2 separate regions of the Homo sapiens genome follow, and region 2 is linked to region 1. Evidence: chromatin loops called from intact Hi-C (ENCODE). Cell type or tissue: heart left ventricle. All regions are shown on one strand.

The links. Peaks named below come from ENCODE experiments on the same cell type or tissue, not always from the same donor. Only the 100,000 strongest peaks of a DNase experiment are listed, where the experiment ranks them.
Region 2: a loop joins it to region 1, with 2.3 times the contacts of the local background. A loop is called at or near these places in 5 of 110 quality-filtered maps.

The regions. Positions count from the first base shown.
Region 1 is chr5:142,491,280-142,493,779 of GRCh38, reverse strand. No RefSeq gene overlaps it. Among named protein-coding and RNA genes, the nearest start is that of SPRY4-AS1, 170 kb to the right of the region's middle. In heart left ventricle, no CTCF peak of the experiment used is centred here; no DNase peak of the experiment used is centred here; H3K27ac peaks cover 2,500 bases.
Region 2 is chr5:142,440,616-142,443,115 of GRCh38, reverse strand. The region is part of intron 3 of SPRY4-AS1 (SPRY4 antisense RNA 1); the gene reads right to left. Among named protein-coding and RNA genes, the nearest start is that of SPRY4-AS1, 120 kb to the right of the region's middle. In heart left ventricle, a CTCF peak has its summit at 1,229; no DNase peak of the experiment used is centred here; H3K27ac peaks cover 597 bases.

The DNA.
Region 1 (2,500 bases):
GGAATGCAAAGACATCTTTAAAACCTTTTCTCACTGGGCGCAGTGGCTCACGCCTGTAATCCCAACACATTGGGAGGCCAAGGCAGGTGGATCACCTGAGGTCAGGAGTTTAAGACTAGCCTGGCCAACTAGTGAAACCCCCTTCTCTACCAAAAATACAAAAATTAGCTGGGCCTGGTGGCACATGCCTGTAATCCCAGCTACTCGGGAGGCTGAGGAAGGAGAATCACTTGAACCCGGGAGGCGGAGGTTGCAGTGAGCTGAGATCATGTCACTGCACTCCAGCCTGGGTGAAAAAAAAAAAAAAAGTTTTTGCATCAGAAAATGGTCCCCTCAAAATGCATGTTATCACCAAAACAATAATCACCACCTCAGATCTGTAATCCTGCCAAAGAAAGCTATTCAATGGGGCAGTGAGATGACAGGGGCTCACAGAAGCTCATGTTCCCTGAAATATCCTTTGCATTTGTCTTTAAAAAGCATGAGGGGAAATCAAAGCAGCTGAAATTGTGGCTTTTTTTTTCCTGGCCAGATCTGAAAAACAATATTCCAGAAGCTGTGCATCTTATCTTATGGTCCACATTTCCAGTGGGGCCGAATACAGAAAGTGCATTTGGATTGGCACGTGGTTTGAACTATTTTACTTTAGAGAAAGAAAATTGAGCAATCTTGGAAGAACTCCATATTCTTCTTTAAAAAAAAATTTTTTTTTCTTAGGTTCCTCTTGAAAACTACTTTGAGCAGGAAGGAAGGGTTTGGAACAGCTGTCCCTCGGTGAGTTTGGAGAATGTTAATCACTGTCCCTTCTCTCTTTTACTTAAAGATTAGCTCACATCCCAGGCCCCTGCAAAAGGAAACCGCATATACTTAACTTTTGAGACTATCGTGAGGAACTTTTCTGTAACAGTAGTAGCATGTCAGCCAGATCTAAAAGATGCTCAAGTCTGGAAACTTACCCCAAGGCAATGAGAGCCCATAGGGTCAGCAATGGGCCGACTGGACATTTGAGAAAGTCATTTATTTCTTGACTAAATTTCCCCAGGAAAAAGTAAAACTTAAGAAAAACAGAGCACAAATGAAACTGCCATATACATAGGCATCTGCAACTTTAACCAAAGGGTGCTCTCAGGCAAGGTGACCCTGCATACACCATGTCAGCTTAAAAATATTATATTAAAGGCATTTTCCTCTGTATATTAAGTAAGGAAACATGCAGGGAAATAGATAACATATAATTCCATTTTAATAAAATAATGATTCCTCCAATCCAAGATTTTAAAAAGCTTTTATACGATTATTTGAGCACAGAGCTAGATGTGGAGGGATGTACAACCCACTGCGAATATTTGTAACAGGGAAGAGAGTAAGAGGAGGAGGGAGGAGGTGTTTTTAAAAAAAGAGAAACAAATTTTCTTGGATAGAAATTTTTGGAATTTTTTGTTTTGGAAACAAATTTTCTTGGATAATATGCATGCCATAATATTATGGAAAATTAAGACTAAAATTCTATCTTTGGTTTTATTGTAAAATGCAAACACTGAGTATGTACATAGACAAGAAATACAAGGTGACACAAATGGAAACTTGTTTGCTTTAGGATGAAATCATGGATAATTCTCTTAAAGCAATTGCCATAAGCCATTTTAGAAATATGGAATATGATACATTCTCTACCTGTGGCCAATACCCTTTATAACACACTGGTTAGATATGTAACCTTGAGACAAAAATGAAATGCATCTTAAAAGTCGGTCTGAGACTCTGTGAATACAGGTGGTGGTCTATGGAGTCTAAATGAATCATTCAGGCTAGAGAATTCCAGCCACACACACAAATGGGACAAGAAGTGAAGCCGTTCGCCTCAACGACTGATTTCCTTGGGCACCTGGTGGTCGCGAGGTCTGTGACCCCAGGAAAAGCTGGAGGCCGACACACCAGAGCTGCACAGCACTGAAGGGAAAAGCAGCATCTGACCCAAACATTTGAAACAGGTACTCTGAGTCTGTCAATATGGCCACAAGATGCTCGCTTTACATGGTGGATAGGAAACTGATCAGAAAAAAAAAAATAAGGAAATAAAATATTAAAACATGTAAATGTGACGGAAATTATAAACAGCCTAAAGCTCCTCTCCCTTCGGGAACAGCTGTGTCTGCTAATCCCTCGAGGAGTCCTCCCTGCGATCCCCCTTCCTTCCTTCCTCCCTCTCTCTCTAATAGCTCCCTTGTTCCTGCTGGACAAAACTAGCCCTTTGTGGCTGCTCTCAGAACAACATTAAAAACAGGAATAGGGAAATTGTAAACAGGAGGCTTCTGGCCTACAGGCGAAGACACACACAGGCCTCTGAGGCCTACTTCATGCTAAGCAAAGAAACAGATCTTTGTTGCTAAAGGGATTAGGACCGCGGGATTTCGGAGGCACTGCTGAGGCATTCAGCTGGCCTGAAGTAGGGGCTTTGTAAAGAGATACCTCCATTAGAGGTCTGTGAGCGGAAATCATT
Region 2 (2,500 bases), 51 kb after region 1:
CAGTTTGAGTTGGTGTATACGTCCCTTGCCTTGAAATCCCTTGCAGATTTAACTAATGCAGTCATTCAGATCTCATCTCATATCCTTGTATTCTGGGCCTGACTGGCCCAAGGAGAATCCCCAAGAAAGAGTCTACTCTAGGGTTACAAAAACGAAGTTGTTCATTTGTTTGGTCATTCATTCATTTCATTCAAGCACCCTCTATGTGCCAGGCACTGTGTTAGCTGCCAAAACCTTCTGGGTGGATTGGGCATAAGGCATTCCTGCATGAAAATATCAATGATATTCCCACCAGCATATCAATCAGGACCAACTCCAGCCACAAGCCAAATCTTGGTTCTCCTGTGTGTCAGAAAAGAAGTCTCTGGGATCAGGCTGGGTGTGGTGGCTCATGCCTGTGATCCCAGCACTGTGGGAGGCTGAGGCGGGTTGATCACCTGAGGTCAGGAGTTCAAGACCAGCCTGGCCAACATGGTGAAACCCTGTCTCTACCAAAAATACAAAAATTAGCTGGGCGTGGTGGCGCACACCTGCAATCCCAGCTACTCAGGAGGCTGAGGCAGGAGAGAATCACTTGAACCCGGGAGGCAGAGATTGCAGTGAGCCAAGATCACAGCACTGCACTCCAGCCCGGGTGACAGAGTGAGACTCCATCTCAAAAAAAAAAAAAAAAAAAGTATCTGAATTGTATGATCTATGCCAGATCTTTTCTAAGCTCTGCATATCCGTCGCTACAGCCGGACCCTAGCTCGTCTTTAAATGGAAGAGGTAATGGGGAATATCTGCACAGACTAAATTATTCATTTGCATCGAACCACATAAACAGCATTCAATCTCCATCTCTGGACAGTCTTCCCTGATCAAAGTATTCGAATGAGGTCCAAACAGGAACTGCAGATACAAAATGGGGGACTCAGAATGCCAGGGTAGAGCCTTCCACAGCAAGGTGTGTTGTTTCCTTCTTTGCATCAGATCTATTCACTGAGAACCCTTCAGGGCTGGGAATACTTTTGATTTTTACATCACAAGCGTCATAGAAAATATACAATGAAAAACCTAATGATTCCTTGGAGAGTTCATTGCTCTCCCCCATCTTCTTTGATTCCCCTGCCTCCTCTCCACATCCTTTGAACTTCTAAAAAGACACTTTGAAGGCATGTCATAAAGCAGTTTTTCATTCATGCGCCTCTCTTTGATGATCTTGCTATTTGTCTGAACTGCAGCGTCCACAGGATGTCGGGCCAGGAGAGCTGAAAGCCAATACTGACGAGGAAGGGCCAAGTGAGGAGGAGTCTGAGCTGCATATGTCAAGAAGGAGAAAGGGGAAAGAAGCAAGGAGCGAGACCAGAGGGAGCCACGCAGAAACCTCTGGCCTCTCTGCACGTCTGTCTTATCCTACAGAGTGGCGACTCTAAAAGGCCAAGGGTGCCAGCGCCCAGCGACAGTTCACAGCCTGAGACACGCTTTGCTCACACGCCTCCCTCCTCCTCTGGCTCCTACCTGATAAAAAGCATTACCGGTTTTGATGTTTCCAACCTCCCCCATTTTCCCTGGTGAAAGATCCATTCATTTCAGTGCTAACAAGACATCATAAGCAGGGAGAAGGAACAAAAGGCAGAGTGTGTGCTAAGGAGGGAGGCAGTCTGCAGAGGCACCACTCTTTTCACCTTATCCACAGAATAAAGGGTTGAAGACTAAGACTTTTTATAGATGACTCTCGAGAACTTGAAGTTACTCAGGTGCTCTAAAAACAGCAGCCCTGGCTCCCTGGGCCTGGGGCTAGGTAGCTGCAGTGAGGGCAGATCACAGCCTTCCCTGAACCTGAGTTATGGCAGATCCAAAGGGAAAATAAATCCCTTCCGTCTGTGAAGCAGGGAGTCTGATTAGTGCCAAGGAAGTGGTTGTGAGGGTCAGAGATGGGGAGAAAAGGCTTCATCCAGTTGTAAATACTAAATGCATTAGAATCTATCACTCTGGGGGATGTTGGTGTTGGTGGGGAAAGTGGAGAACTCATTTGCTCACAAATGTTTAGTGAGCATCTACTAAGCCCTAGGAGGATAAGAGTGAGCAAAATAGGATCTCTGCCCTCATGGAACTAAAAGTTTAAGGAGAGGTCACATGTAAAACAGTTCTATTCACGTAAGTATAATTATAAATTGAGACACATGCCTTGAAGGAAAAGTACAGTGTGTTATGAGACCATTTAACACAGACACGCTATTTGGACATAGGGGACAGCCTATATGGAGATCAGGAAAGCCCATCTAAAGAGGTGACATTTAGGCTGAGACCTGAAGGGGAGAGGGTACTAAGCAGGCAGGGTAGGGAACAGCATGTTGCACAGAGGGAACAGCATTATATGCACAAAGAACAGCATGAGATGGTCCAGCTCAGAGGAAGACAAACTGGTAGTGCTAGCGGCAGACCCGTCAGGATTAAAGATTCAACAAATGTGTGCTGAGCCTGTGACATGCTAGGTGCTACTCTGAGCACTGGAAAT